2 separate regions of the Homo sapiens genome follow, and region 1 is linked to region 2. The links are chromatin loops, found by intact Hi-C in ENCODE. Cell type or tissue: GM12878. All regions are shown on one strand. Region 1 has its middle 85 kb from the start of IL12A. Region 2 holds the start of IL12A (interleukin 12A).

The links. Peaks named below come from ENCODE experiments on the same cell type or tissue, not always from the same donor. Only the 100,000 strongest peaks of a DNase experiment are listed, where the experiment ranks them.
Region 1: a loop joins it to region 2, with 2.3 times the contacts of the local background. A loop is called at or near these places in 11 of 110 quality-filtered maps.

What each region holds. Positions count from the first base shown.
Region 1 is chr3:159,899,437-159,907,436 of GRCh38, reverse strand. No RefSeq gene overlaps it. Among named protein-coding and RNA genes, the nearest start is that of IL12A, 85 kb to the left of the region's middle. In GM12878, no CTCF peak of the experiment used is centred here; a DNase peak (open chromatin) is centred at 4,717; H3K27ac peaks cover 1,095 bases.
Region 2 is chr3:159,984,457-159,992,456 of GRCh38, reverse strand. IL12A (interleukin 12A) reads right to left here and starts at 3,622. Exons shown (of 7, transcript NM_001397992.1): 1 at 3,283-3,622; 2 at 2,145-2,290. The coding sequence starts at 3,298. It overlaps IL12A-AS1 (IL12A antisense RNA 1), which reads left to right. Exons shown (of 10, transcript NR_108088.1): 9 at 3,164-3,360. RefSeq lists enhancers at 3,362-3,411, 2,911-3,411, 3,412-3,912, 4,764-5,963 and silencers at 3,532-3,581, 3,652-3,851. In GM12878, CTCF peaks have their summits at 3,752 (motif pointing left) and 5,085; a DNase peak (open chromatin) is centred at 3,736; H3K4me3 peaks cover 2,902 bases; H3K27ac peaks cover 2,006 bases.

The DNA.
Region 1 (8,000 bases), 85 kb after region 2:
AACACTTATTTATTCACCACTTCAACATGTTTGTGAGTGTTTATTTAGGTCCTATTAAGTACCATTTTCTGGGCTGGGCATGAAGAAACACAGATAAATGACCTTCCCTGCCCTCAGGGGGTTTATAGTCTGGTTGTAGAAAGGCAAAAACAATGACAATACTACACACTTTCTGAAAGGAGGGCACAGTGGAAGCAGAGAGGAATAAAAGTCTAAGAAAGCAAAGGAAGGCTTTCCAGAGGAGATGGCATTTGAGCTCAAAGTAGACGAGGTCATCTTAGGAACAAAGAATGTCATAGGAAAAGTCCTGGAGGCCAAGGAGAGCTTAGGATCAACAAGGAGCTCAAATTTCTCCTGCTCAAAGAATGAAAAGGAGAGTGCCTAAAGATAGGTTGTACAGGGAGGGAAGACAGAACACAACAAGCCTTGAATATCATACGAAGCATTTGTATTTTATTCTGTGGGAGACAGGCTTTTAGGAAATTGGGCAGGGCCACGTCAAGATCAGACGTCTGCTAGAAACATTACAAGATCACTTTGGCAGCTATGTGGAGGATGGATTGAGATGATGGGATAGGACTATAAGATTAGAGACAACAGTACAGTCAGGATGCTTTCAGTCCTGACAGAAAGTCTATGTAAACTAATTCAAGCAAAATGGAGTATTATTGATGATTATTATAACAAAAATATTCAAGGGAGAAACTGGCTTCAGAGGAAATTCAAGAACTCACAGGGTATCATCAGGGCTCTTTCCTTCTCCTGCAGCATCTCTCAGCTCTGCTGCGGTCCTTGGCTTCTGTTGCGAACTCTCTCTCCTATAGTGGAAAGAGATGACTGCCAAGCTCTTATTTTCTCATTTTAGCAATCCCAGTATCCACAAACCAATTCCAGAGAAGCTTCTGATTGGCCTTGCTGGGGTTACATGCCCATTAATGAACCAATTATTAGTGGAGTGTGGTGGAATTCATGTTCTGATTAACTGCCTGGTTCATACCTGTGATAAAGGGGACAGGTCGCCAAGTCTGATGACAGTCCCAGTGTAACCACATGGGAGCTAAGGAAGAGATCCCCGAGAAAACAAGAAGAATGAGAACACGCATTGGCAACATAAAAACTGTAGTTAACACTGACCATGAGAGCAGAACTTAACTGCAATATGATAGTGAAAATATAGACAAACAAAAGATGTTTGGGGACGTATAATTGAAATCAGGACTTGGTTTTTATTCACTTGATCTTCCAAAACAAATAGATTATTGCCTTTGGCAGTTCCCTGGATGCTTCCCTGGGAGAAGATTCCAGGTGTTGGTAGACAGAGAGGGCTAAATAAATGTATAGATACATTTATAAATAAAAATAAATAAGAAAAAATTTACAAATAGATAGATGGATTTATTTACTTATGATACCTTTCCTGGTTCCCCAAAAGAATTTGAGGCAACTTAGAGAGTTGGTACAGCAAAGTAAGAGTCACATTATCCAAAGCTCTCATCCAACTTTTCATAGGTGAGCTGCAAATTTACTTCCTTGCTTCCTGGAAGCCAGCGCAAGCAGGATAATGACATGATCAGTCAAATAATTTACAATGATAATCAGAGACACTTGACTATTATTGGTATTGACATCTGAAAGGAATATCTCCCTCGGTGCTCATAAAGTTGCCGTTGTGTAATGTGGTAAATATCAGTCTGTCAGTAAATATAATAATGAGTTTTGTGGGGCTCTTTCTTAAAAGGATTTTCAGTGGTGACCAATGTCATATAGATAAAACATTGGTTAATAGAAGTAGTGTATTTTGTATAATAAATCCAGATATTTTGAAATCTTAGAAAAGCCAGGTCAGCCCAGGCCAGATAAGTTGTCAGTATTTACTTAGCAGTGAATCCCTTTTAGTCAGGGCATTTGCTCCTCATCACTCCTTATAGTCTTGCATCCAGCTTGCTTCAGTTATTTGTTTGTATTATCAGTCTGGTCCCTATATGCATTTATATTTGTGACCCATGGAAAGATGTGCATGACCAGGGTCTGTCTAGCCCTTTCCCTCTCTACACTTTTCAGCTTCCATATTAGTACACAGTGATTTCTTTTCCTCTTCCCAGCTGCTTCTGACAGTAGTTTTCTCAAATATTTCTTCCATTCTCTTTCAGTCATCTTTGAGGAAGGAGTGCTCACATTCACTCTCCTCCTGCTCTTGGCTTCAGAACCTGGAAGGTAAAGCCACTGACTTCCTGAAAACCTAGCAGCTCCATTTGCAGTGGCGTGTAAGGTCCATATGTATGGATGGCTTGCATGACTGGCCTGGAAACTGACGCCAAAGGAATTCCCATGAAAATGCTTTTGTCTTGAGCCAAGGAGCCTGGGGTAACTTTGAGTAAAGAATGACCATGACCACTTGTTTCAGAAATTTTAAGTAGCTTTGGCTACTTAAGATTTGGCTTTCATTTTCTAGTGTGATGTGAAAGAAATGCTGCTTGCCCAATTAATTGGTAGTAGAGGAAAATCCATGCAAGCACCTGAAATGAGAGTGATTTGTATGTGAACTTCCTACTTTCTTTAAAATTCAGAATTCTCAGAAGGACGAGTGAGTGCATTTGTCCCCAGCTAGCAAGTACTGATGCTCTAAAAGCATCATGTGAAGTCAAGGCAATTGGGATGTTTTACAGGAGCAGTTAACTATCTCGACAACAACTCTTTGATGATTTTATAGCCAAGAATTCTTGACAATGAGCAGAATTTAGGAAGTGACACACATGTGTGTACTTTTAAAAAAAGGAAGTAGGCATTTTGACTTTTCAGTGGATTGGAGAGGGCATTATTAATACAATATTGGCACACTGTCTGTCTATGTAAATTAGGGGACCGAACTGAAAGAAATGAGAGATTTTGCATGTTCTTACTCATATGTGGCAGCTAAAAATTTAAAAAGTTGAATTCATGGAGATAGAGTAGAATGAGGTTACAAGAGGCTGGGAAAGGTAGTGGGGAGTGGGGGACAAAGTGAGGATGGCTAATGGAGACAAAAATATAGTTAGAATGAATAAGATCTAGTATGCAGTAGCACAATAGGGTGACTACAGTTAACAATAATCTATTGTTTATTTTAAAATAATTAAGAGTGGAGCTGGAATGCTTCTAACACAAAGAAATGATAAATGCTTGAAGTGATGGATATCCCAATTACCCTGGTTTGATCATTACATATTAAATGCCATATAAAATCATTACATATATCTCATAAAGATATACAACTATTATGTACTTGTAATAATTAAAAATAAAAATAAATAAATAAGAAGGAAATAAGAATGAGACAGAGGAGACCGGAAATACAATTTAGATTCAAAACCAAGATGAATTAGCTAGGACTCTTTCTTGTAAGGAGCAAATGAACAACACATTTCAAAGGTGGCCAAAAAAGTATAATTCAAAACTTTCGTGTTTTATTGTTTATTGTTGACTGTGCCCCTTCTCTCCAAACCACATTCATTTATTTACACTTTTTGCATTATTCTTGCTTACGTGTTTGTGGGAAGGTAGCCCCCCAGATCAGCTTGGGAAGTAAGGGAACCTAAAAAGAAGTTTGTAGTTCAGGCTCAGCAGCTCATGCCTATAATCCCAGCACTTTGGGAGGTTGAGGCAGGAGGATTGCTTTAAGCCTGGATACCAGCCTCAGCTACAAAGTGAGACCTCATCTCTACAAAAAATTAAGAAAAAAACTTAGCCAAGCATAGTGGCATGTGCCTATAGTCCTGGCTACCTGGGAGGCTGAGGCAAGAGAATCACTTAAGCCCAGGAGTTCAAAGCTGCAGTGAGCTGTGATCATGCCACTGCATTCCAGCCTAGGCGACAGAGCAAGACACTGTATCTAAAAAAAAAAAAAAGTTTTTATATATTCACATATTGCCCCCTAATTCATTAAACCTCAGGTATTTAGCCCCTTCAAAGCTGCCGCTGACAAATGCCCTGTAAGCCTTAGCACACATGGGGTGGGCCTGGCTCTGAGCTTCACTGGGTCCCACTGTAGTGCCTGAAGAATGTCCTCACAGGAAACTGAAGATTGGTGACAGACGGGCCTGTCAGTGGCTCTAGTTTTTACTCTCATGGAAGCAAAACCCACCAGGCACTTTTTTGGCTAATGGGTTCAAGGCACCAAAATGCATTTAGAGGTGTTGGCCGTGGCAAGGGCTGCAGTGGCGCTGCCAAGTTCTGCAGATGCTGTCCCAGGTCCCCCTGGCCTCTCACTGAGCAGCTCTCCCATTCCTCAGTCCTCATGTTCAGCCAGGTTTCCTCTCCTGCTCTTATGCTGTCGCCCTGAAGGCCCAGCGCTCTCACTTGCAGTGTGGTGAGACTGGTTTGCAAACTCCAAAAAGCCCCATGTCTGTCTTACTCCCACTCTTAGTTTAGCCAGAACTGCAGGGAGATAGATTTATTACTCCCATACAAACATCCCCACACCTAATTATTCTTCCTGAAGCATTCATTACTTCCCTTAAAAAATTACTTAGAGCACCCGACTGGTGTTCTATTCTCAATCTGATTTGCATCAGAGACAATGACACATTCTCAAGTCAGCCTTCTTGAGCAGCAGGGACAAGAGTCCTTCACTTTGATGGAAGGAGGAAGTGGATGCTTTCTGATAAATAGTGAAGCCCTTTCTCCCCAGTGCCTGTAAAGGTCAACATCATTTTCACCTTGAACCCTCACCTCGAAATTGCTCTCAAGGTGAAGTATGGATTCCTGGCTGACTTTCACATGCCCTAATACATGGGGATGTTATGTGACCTAAAAAACTCCTGCACAAGGTGAGATGACACGTCATTACAGACTGTAATTTCTACTGCGAACTAACACACATCTGGAAGGAAGTAACTTTATGAGGCAGAAAATTAAAGCACTCACTTCCAGCTTTGCCTATGCTTTACCACAGTCAGAATACACACCACTATTTTCTGAAAAGCCAAAAAAGCAAATAAGGTATTGATTGAATATAAAAGAAAAGAGAATTTGGTAGTAAATAATAAACAAGAAAGTTTGAATGCCTAGTCTGGAGGGTGAAAATAAAATCACTTTCCCCATAAGTATCACTTTACTACCTTGTACTCTTGTACTGTGGTGCAGGGAAGTGGATTCAGTCGTTTTTAAAACAAGGACTGTGTTACAACCATAGGCAGAACATTGTTCTAGAACAGAGAAATGTACAAAAAGAAGTTTGCTACAAAAAAGAATTTCTTATGACCAATTAGTCTTGGTGAATCATTTCTTTCCAAAGCTACCAAATGAAATGGCTTTAGGATACTCACTCAGAAATTAAAAGGACATTTTCATTTTGCACAGCCAGAACATTAATTCATGAATTATTTAATATAATGTTAATTTATACTGACAACTGACTATAAGCCTCAATTAAAATATCCTGAAAAACTCATTACCCATCAACCTATCTCATAATGAATGTGTCACATCCTATTTAGAAAAAATAAATGAAGACCAGTGCAAATGGTAATTGTATATTGTATTTTGTAAGCATCAGAATTCAGCTGGTGTGGCAGTAATCAAAGTGTGGTCTTAAAGATCATAGAAACTAAGACTTTTCCAGCTAGACACCAAATAGGTTCTTGTTGTCACTTAACAATATTTGTGTTTCTGGCATCATCATAAATTCCATATTCTTGTTTCTGGCATGAATTGTTTGTTCATGACAAATCTCATTTTGATCAACTTCTGATTTCTGTCCTAATGGCTAAAGGAAAAGACAGAGCAGAGGAAAAGATTTAAACTAAACTGAAGAGGTCCATTAACTGATAAAAGGGTCAATCTCTGACCTAGAGATGATTTTCTATAGAAAAGAAGCAGTGTGGCATGGTGGTTAAGAACACAGGGTTTGTCTAACTGGGTCTGTGTTTCAGCTCTTTCTTAAAAGATTATGGCTGTCCTTGTTAAGGACTTGCATTAGTTAGTGTAATGTTAGCTGTTGTAACAGATTCAATGCAGTATAAAGGCACAAATGTAATCATAGTTTATTTTAATCATCTTTTTTTTTCCAGTTTGAGGTGAATCCTACTGGATGGCAGGTAACTCTCTCCATGCAGTGAGTCAGGGACCCAGACTTTTTCCATCTGGTGGCTCTGCATCCCTCTAGGTTCTTGTGATTGTAGCTGGTACAAGGAGAAAGAGAATGGAGAGGGCAAACCCTTTCTTTCAAGCCTTGGCTAGAATTAAGGCACTTCACATCCACTGACATTCCATTGGTAAAAATGTGTCATGGGATCACATCTAGGCCAAGGGGCAGGGGGCTGGGAATGTCTCTCTCTAGCCATTTCCCAATAACAATTTCAAAACTATAAACATGGTGGAGAGGCATGAGTTTTAGCAGATTGGTGGCTAAAAGGGCTGTTTATTAGAGATGACAAATTCTGTGGAAGGAAATTTTTCAGATCTTAGATTTGTGGGTAACTGAGGGATTTAAAAAAAAATCGACCAGTCGTGGGGGATTAAACCTGAGAACAGTGAGATTAAATCTGAAGGAAAGTCAGTCCCAGGGGCTCATCCCTCAGCTAAGAGGAGAGGCATTATACATCAGAAGAGTAGAGTGACACCAGTTAACAGAGGCGTCAAAAGGCAGAGTCCTAATGATTAGAGCTTCTCATTGGGCCAATCTTCAAGGGAGGACTGTCCGCTTGGTTCTGTGCTTGGGGCTACAGTTACAAGGGTGGCTGAAGTTTGCCTCTACCCTCAAAGAGGAAATAGAGAAAAATCTGTACTCCGGAGGCAGAGGGGAGTTTTTGGAGGCTCAAAGAGTGTGTGTGTGTGTGTGTGTGTGTGTGTGTGTGTGAGAGAGAGAGAGAGAGAGAGAGGCTCTAGTTGAAGATGAAAATGTGTTGGTGTGGTCCTCCGATTTCATTGCAAGGAATCAAACTTCTCTGCAATGGCCCCTCCTGGTCTTCCTACCTACCTTAATTAGCTCTCTGTACTCTGAAGTATTTAAGCAGTACCAAGGAATGGTTAAAGAAAAAGTGAGGTAATCACAGAATAAAAGGTATAAATAGATGTTAAGTACAAGCATAATTACTGGATCACTGTTTCTGGTGGCAGAAATCTGAAAAGATTCTTAATGTCCATCATTAAAGGGAATGGCTGAATAAGGTATGTTCCACCAACACTGGGGATTACTACAAAGCTATTAAAAAGAATGACTGGGCGGGTCGCGGTGGCTCACGCCTGTAATCTCAGCACTTTGGGAAGCCGAGGTGGGCAGATTACCTAAGGTCAGGAGTTCAAGACCAGCCTGGCCAACATGGCAAAACCCTGTCTCTACTAAAAATACAAAAATTAGCCGGGTGTGGTGGCACACACCTGTAATTCCAGCTACTAGGGAGGCTGAGGCAGGAGAATCGCTTGAACCTGGGAGGCGGAGGTTGCACTGAGCTGAGATTGTGCCACTGCACTCCAGCCTAGGCGAGAGAGAGAGACTCTGTCTCAAAAAAAAAAGAAAAGAAAAGAATGACTTTGATCTGTACGTCCTGACCTGGAAGGATGTCTATGGATAAAGTAAGCTACAGAGATCCTACCTTTGTATAGACAAATGGAAATATAAAACCCCATGCATGTGTATCTGTGTAAGCATAGAGAGATGTGTTAGAATGCATTCCAAGTTTTAGCACTTATTTGGAGGAGGGAGTGGGACTTGCAATTATTAACTTTTTACTTAAGCATCACTGTTTTGTAAATTAATAATTAATAAACAGGGAACAAAACTACAAGGATGCCTTAAATCTCAGAAACTGGTAAATTCAGAATTTTCCCACCACCTGAGCTCTGATAATTTACTTTTTATTCAACATTTATTTATTCAGTGTTTCCTGGGTGTCAGGTGCCTTTATAAACATTATTCAGTCTTTAGAATAATCTGAGGAGATGGTATTTACAGGTGATGAGATAAGACACAGACAGCTTTAGGAACTTGCTCAGGGTCAAATCTGTGGGAAGATGGAGTAAGC
Region 2 (8,000 bases):
AGGACTGTATGATTGAAGATTACGATCATTTTTCCATTCAACAGCCTAATGGGTGGCAGGCACTCCATTAGGTACTAAGAACATGACAGAGAAGAGGACCATGTATACCCTCCTGGATTGCAAGTTTAGCTGCTGAGACAGACAATTGCCCAAATGACCAGGAGGCATCAGTAGGTGAGACATGGTGAGAAGGGCATGAAGCTTCTGAGGAGGGGCAGGAAGGGAAGCAAAGCTTCCTAGAGTTGGGACACCCACATTAAGAGGAGTAAAGTGTCGACAATGGAGGAGGGAAATTTCAGACAGAGGTAACAGCATGAGCCAAGAAGCAAGGCCTGAAAATTCAGAATACGTTTGGGCACAAGTAGTAAAATCCCTTTCTGTGGTAGCTAGACCAATTCTCCACCTCCAAAGACATCCACCTCCCAATCCCTGGAACCCGGTAATGAGCTATGTGACCTGCCAAAGAGGAATGAAGGTGCAGATGACATTCAATTTGCTAATCAGCTGATCTAAGAGTAGAGAGATGATCCTGGATTATCTGGGTGAATCCAGTGTAAGCAGTGTCCTCAAAAGTAGAAGCGGGTAGAAGGTCAGTCCAGAGGGAGCAGCATGAGAAAGACTCAACCAGACATTGCTGGTATGGACAATGGAAGGGGCCACAAGTCAAGGAATGTGGGCAGCCTCTAGACCTGACAAAGCAAGGCAACAGATTCTCCCCAAGAGCCTCCAGAAAGGGCTACAGCTCTGCTGACACATTGACTTTAGCCCAGTAGGACCCATTTTGGACTTCTGATGCCCAGAGCTGTAAGATAATAAATTTGTGTCATTTAAACCCACTACATTTGTGACAGCAGCAGTAGGAAATGAATACACTATTCCCGGAGGTGTTTAAACAGACCTGGGCAACCCCACTATTCTGAGCAGGTTATAAAGAGTTAGATTTGGAGGTGTGAGTCCAGTGTTGTTCTTCAGATCTTTTCAAGAGAAGCTAGAATTTTGAAATCTTAATTGAAATGTTTGGTTTTTGAATGGCATCAAACTAAAAAATAAACATATAGCCCAAATTCTACAAACCTGTGCCCTGGATATGGCCGGTGAATCACTTGCATCTACCTCATTTGTTTTCTACTACAGCAAATTTGACAAATGATGTACAAAACATTAAATTGATTTCTATAATCTTTTGACCCTTAGGACTATATCTGGGAGTAGGGGTGTCAGCTTTTGCACAAAAAAATCTATATGAATTGGAGCACCTAAAAGTTACCCATTTTGAACCTTTCTTCGGGAAACAAAGCAGTTTTCACTTGAGCCCCCTGTCCAATTAAGATTAATTGAATTGTGAGGAGCAATGCACAGCACATTATGAAAGATTGAAAGGGGAAAGGAGCCCTTTAAGAAGGCTTGGTGGCATTGAGCTTATTTTAAGATATTCCTAAGGCAACAAGCTAGAAAATACTCAAGAAAAAATTCCTAGAGAGCAGAAAGGCAGAGGACATCTTTTAAAACATTAGCCTTTAGCCTTTGCAGCAGTAGCTACTGGAGCAGTTTTTAACGGCAATGTTTTTTACATTAAAATATGAAACCTAAAAGAACGAAGCTGTAAATAAAATTAGGTAACTCTTCCCTAGAAAATGAAGGCTGCATGTGCACTGTCATAGTCCTCCCTGAGATGTGTTGCTCCAAGAAGGAACTGTGTCACCAAGTAGAAGCTGGTGGGCAGCAGGAGGGACAAGGCTATTTCATCTTTGTACCCCTGCCCCCCAACACAGAGTATGCACCCAAGTAACTATTTCCGGGATTGATCAGTGGTGTGGTGCCAGAGAAACCATGTGGACCTGACACAATTCTATCTCTGTTGGCAGGCTACAGGAACACTGCAAATATCCACTTTACTCAGTGTAGACATAGCCAAAACCAACATCATTATAATTTATTACTACTCTTGCTTTCTCTGGAGACACAATTTCACTAGGACTCTTTAACACTTGGGCCATTTGTAAAGTTCCCTCTCCTGCTGTTGACAGCTGCTAATGAACTTCCACAATTTCTCTGCAGTTCCATCAGGTACCAGAGGGGAGGATCAGAGGCCCCTTCCTCAGGGAGGGTGCAGGTCCACAGTGGAGAGGACAGGAAAGGCTCACCTTCTGGAGCATGTTGCTGACGGCCCTCAGCAGGTTTTGGGAGTGGTGAAGGCATGGGAACATTCCTGGGTCTGGAGTGGCCACGGGGAGGTTTCTGGCCAAACTGAGGTGGTCCAGGAGGACCAGGGTAGCCACAAGGAGGAGGCCTGGAAGGAAGAGGAGCAGGTGGAGGAGCTTCAGCCTGGATGGCCTGCCTGCACCACCTTCCCTCCATTCTGGCCACCTTCACCCATCCATTCATGCTTGGCACCCACCTCCCTCAACCCATTTCCAACACTTTTCCTTCAACACCTGAGAGATGACTCGAGTTATTACAAAGCGCCACTCTATTCTAGGGCTAGAAGCCAGCTCCCTGTGAGGGTCTAGAGATGAGCTTGGACAAGGGTGTTGAACCCAACACTCACCCAGAGAAAGCCTACATGTTTTTGATCAGGGAAACCCAGACCAGGTGGTGAAGTGGCTGAGTCAGACTTGGGACCCAGTGTTTTAAAAACAGTGGAGTGAGAAAGCCTGACTTTTTTTGTTTTTTTAAGACGGAGTCTCACTCTGTGGCCCAGACTGGAGTGCAGTGGCACGATTTTGGCTCACTGCAACCTCCACCTCCGAGTTCAAGCAATTTTCCCTGCCTTAGACTCCCGAGTAGATGGGATTACAGGCACCCACCACCACACTCGGCTAATTTGTGTATTTGTTAGTAGAGACGGGGTTTCACCATGTTGGTCAGGCTGGTCTTGAACTCCTGACCTCAGGAGATCTGTCCGCCTTGGCCTCCCAAAGTGCTGGGATTACAGGCGTGAGCCATTGCACCCGGCCAAGCCTGACTTTAGAACTGGCTAGGATCTGCCTTCTGTTTGTAGCTGAGGGACCCTAGGCAGGAAAGCAGGAAATCTCCCACGCTGGGCCTCAGTTTCTCCTCTACGAAGTGGGCATAATGATAGCTCATCAGGCTGTTTCGAGATGAAAAGAGACATGCCCTATTTAGCACACGGTGAGACCCCTATTCTTATTCCTCTTTGCAGGAGACGGCTGCTGCTGTTCCAGTCTCTCCTTAGGCAGACTTGAGTTTCTACCCACTCTTCCCAAGCAGCCGCCCCTCCGCACCCGAGCGAGCCAAAGACCTGGCGGGCTGAGTACTCACTGCGCGCTGGACACATGCTGAGCCGGCACTGCAGGGACACAGGGCGAGCCGCTGGATGCAGACCTGTGGCCGCGGCAGGTGAGGGCGGTGGCTGGGAGGCTGACCCAGGGGGCCACATTTTTATAATTGTCCCGAGGCGCGGCAGGACTTTCCCGGGACTCTGGTCTCTTGCTTTCTGTCTCCTTCTGTGTCTCTCTCTACATCAGCTTCTCGGTGACACGTGCGGTGCGGCCGGCCCGCGGGGCTTGCGGCGCTTTCGGATTAACTCCCGGGGTGCCCGGCCGCAGCCGTTCCGGGACGGCCCCGCCGCCTCCAGCTCGGCCCAAAATGAAAGCGAAATGTTCGCAGTTACTGCGCGGGGTCCACAGGCGGGCGGGACACCCCGCCCACCACCCTGGGTCCCCGGCCTTAGCCGGACGCCCCGTGTCTAAGCTACCCCGCCCCGCAGCTGTGCAGCGCCCCCTGCCGACGTAGAGAGAGGAGTGCCTCCCACTTTGCATGTCCTGCGTAGGGATGGGCCCTAACCACGACCTCCAGCCTAGTACTGGAAGGGGTAGGCAAATCATTCACTCATCATCGTTCCTTTAGATGGCTCACTAGATGCCAGGCCGACGTTGCACCAGGTGCAGGACACCCAGGGAGAACAGGACCCTTGGGGCATTGCCACACTAAATCAGACTCAAGGCGTTTTGTTCACAGGTCTTTTCTGAAACCTGAAAAGGGATGAGAGCTGGCTGACTCTGCAATTATTACTCTTGTAGAGAATCCAGTTTAACGATAGGATGAATACACAGAGTCCTGGGAGGAAAGACCTAGAGAAAGAGCCCACGCTCAGCCGGAGCAACGGGGTCCAGGAGTCAGCAAAGGCTCCCGGGAGCAGGCAGGGGCCCCAACCTGAGTGTTAAAAACAAGCAGGCATTAGACCGCTTCCAGCGGGAGGGCACGCAGGGTCTAGCCAGGGGAAACAGGGATCAGAAGCGCAGTCATGAAGGGTTGAGGGAGGTGGGGGTCTAGGTGTCCTTGCAGGGTGTGAGGCTGGAGGGCTGGATGGGGCCATGCCATGAGGGCAGGGGATGCCATACTAAGGAGTGTACTTTCTGTGCTGAGAGTAGTGGGGAGTCTTCCTGGGTTTTAGGCGGGAGATGTGGCAGAATTTGCATGATGGGGGGATCCCTTCAGCCACAGCATGAAGGATGGATCCAGGGGTCAGGAGTAGAGCAGAGGGAAGAGTTGACAAGGTGTGGCCAAGTCCTTATTCAGTATGGAGAACACAGGGTGGGCAGGAGGGACTCTCAGAGGGCTTGTGGGCCAAGGCTTGGTAGCTCCTCAGGTGAGCGGGAGAGGAAGGCCCTGAGAATGGGGAATGGAGATTGTTCTAGCTTTACAGGGATTACTGTATAAGAGGACTGAGTTTGGAGGAGATGGTGAGAAGTTCCATTTTGGATGTGCTGGGTTTGAGGTTCCTGTGGGACTTTTTAGTTCAGTTGTTTTTCCCACAGGCATTAGTCACCCTAGGCGTGGGTAGTGGGGAGGATGTGTTTGATCTCTGACTTGGAGCTTCCAAAGGGCCTGACTACACCCAGGCCCTAGGACCTAATAACTGGAGCTGCCTTCTGGGTGGCTCATCTGCTCGAAGCTGATGAAGCACGGCTGTAGGGAGTTTTAGGTGTGTGTAAAATAAGAGAAATGGTTGATCTCTAAGGCCCCTTCTAATGCTGCTGTCTGAGAATTCCCCCACGGGATACAGAGTAATCCATTGTCAGAAACAATTGCGTTTAGCAGTTTGTCTAGAGCAAATGACAGGTGCAGAGCTGTGTTGTGGCCACAAGGGTTTAGTGTGGAGTTAAATGTACTTAAAGTCAGGATGAAGACAAGTGTATCACAACTGAGCTGTTTCTCCCCTGGAAGGGCCATCTCCTATACAAAAGTAATTTCTGTTGCTTAGATGAGCACAGGGCCACTGTTAAAAATGGATTATTGGCTACCAGACACAGTTTCTAATTTACATTTTTGTGAAATAGTTTCCTGAAGTGCTCCATGTCCTCTAGCTAAGATGAAATGAAAACCTTCTTCTAGGAATACATGATTTTTCTATAAGTGACAGTCTTAGCTCACAATCACTACTTCACAGTGTGTAGCATTGTCGTGGAGGTCTCGGCCAATGCTATAAGGAAAGAAAAAGAAATGAGAGCTTTAAACATTGGAAAAGAAAAGGTAAAACTGTCACTTTTTACAGTTGATATACAAAAAGAAAAAAAATTAATAGACTATTAGAACTAAGAAGAGAATTTAACAACATCATGCAATACACATATCAACTTAAAAAAAATCAGCCGATTTTCTTTGTATCTGCAACAATCCATCAGAAAATGTAATAAAAACAAGATGACATGCATAGAAGCAGCCAAACTATAAAGTAACTGACTGTAGATACAGAGGCAGTATAATGGCTAAGAGTATGGACTAAACTATGTTAATCCAGGTTCTGCTACTTACTTGCTGTGTGTTCTTAGGTGAGTTATTTATCTCTCTGGGCTCAGTTTCCTCATCTGTTAAATGATGATAATAAAAGTACCTACAGTATAGAGTTATTATGATTATTACATGAGCTTGGATAACTACAGAATAGTGTTTGGAGAAAAATTTTAAAGTTCAGTCAAGAATATAGTGTGATTTAATTAAATAATTCTATACCCTTGGGTGGAAGGTTTCTCTATATAGAAAGCTTAAGCCTCTTTTCGTTAATTCACATGCTCAATGTAATTCCAATACAAGCTACAAATAAATTTTCTCAGAAACTTAATAATAAGCCTACTCTAAAATACAGATGTAATAAAATCTATGACTAAGTTAAAAAAATTTTTTTTGAGACATGGTTTTACTGTATCACCCAGGCTGGAGTGTAGTGGTGGCACAGTCACAGCTCACTGCAGCCTTGACCTCCTGGGCTAAAGTGATCCTCCCACTTCAGCCTCCTGAGTAGCTTGGACCACAGGCAACACCATCATGTCCAGCTAATTTTTATTTTTGTATTTTGTAGAGACGGAGTCTAGTTTTGTTGCCTAGGCTGGTCTCAAACTCCTGGGCTCAAGTGATCCACCCACCTTGGCCTCCCAAAGTGCTGGGATTACAGGCGTGAGCTGCTGTTCCTGGCCTTAAGTAAAAATGCTAAGGGAATAATGAAAAGGGGGACTAACCCTATCACATATGGACATAATTTAAAGCCATAGAAATTAAAGTAGTGATCTTTGCAACAGATCAGGCATATGGACCATTGAAACAGAGTAGAGAAATTATAGATAGATTTGTATATTTGGGTATTAAGTATAAGATAATACAGATGATTCCCTGATCAATGAGGAAAACATGCAATATTTAGTAGAAAATACTCAATGGGCTGGGCATAATGGCTCACACCTGTAATCCCAGCACTTTGGGAGGTCAAGGCAGGAGAATTGCTTGAGGTCAGTAGTTCAAGGCCAGTCTGAGCAAAAACTCCCTACAAAAAATTTTTTTAAAAAGAGAAAATGTTCAGCGTATGATGAAAAATAAAACTGGACTCCAATCTAAAACAACAGAGGTGAATCCATTTGGAAGTGAATTAAAGACCAAATGTGAAAAGTAAAATTGTTACAGTAGTAGAAGAAAATATAGAGGACTGTCTTTGTCACTTATAAGTGGGAAGGACTTTTTTAAAACTTCTAAAGCTCCAAACCATAAGGCAAAATACCTATCAATTGGATTACATAAAAATGAAGATTTCTGTTTTACACATTTCCTCTATGCATGAACCAAATGAACAGACAGCTGACAGATTGAGAGAAGATATTTTTCAGTGTCTAAAACCAATATTTTCAATGTCTAAAAACAAGGAACTCTTGTAAGTCAGCAAGAAAAAGACAGAAACACTAGTAAAAAATGCGTAAAGCTCATGAATAAGCAATTTAACGAGAAGAAACCCCAAAGACTAATGAGCATACCTGGAGGCTCAGTTATATCAGAAAATGCAAATGAAAAAAAGAATGAGATATCTCTTTACACCTCTTAGACTGACAAGTTGAGAACACTGGATACTGGTAAGTGTTGGGAAAATGGGGGACTACAGGATCTATTATATCACACCATGCCAGTAGGCTGACATGGCTGTTTTGAAGGGTATTCTGGCATTCCTTGACCAGATTAAGTATATTCACACCCATGACCCAGCTGTTAACCCTGGGTGTATATCCTATGGAGATTCTCATACAGGTCCACAAAGGAACATGTATGAGGATGTTCATTAAGTCATTGTTTGTAGTGATGGGGAACTGGAGGCAATGTAGCTGCTCATTACTGGGGGAGTGGGTGAGTGGAATGTAGGGATCCACTTCATGGAGTATTCTACGGCAGTTAGAAGTAATAGACTAGATGTACATGCAGTAACATGGATATGTATTAAAAATATAATACTGAGTAAAAACAGGAAAACAGAGTAAGATCTCTCTCTATAATGTATAAGTAGACAATTAAAACCCTTTGGGGCTGGGCACAGTGGCTCATGCCTGTAATCCAAGCACTTTGGGAAGCCAAGGAAAGTGGATTGCTTGAACCCAGGAGTTTGAGACCAGCCTGGGCAACATAGGGATTCCCCATCTCCACAAAAAATACAAAAATTAGTCAGGCATGGTGGCACATGCCTGTACTCCCACCTACCAAGTAGGCTGAGGTGGGAGGATCAC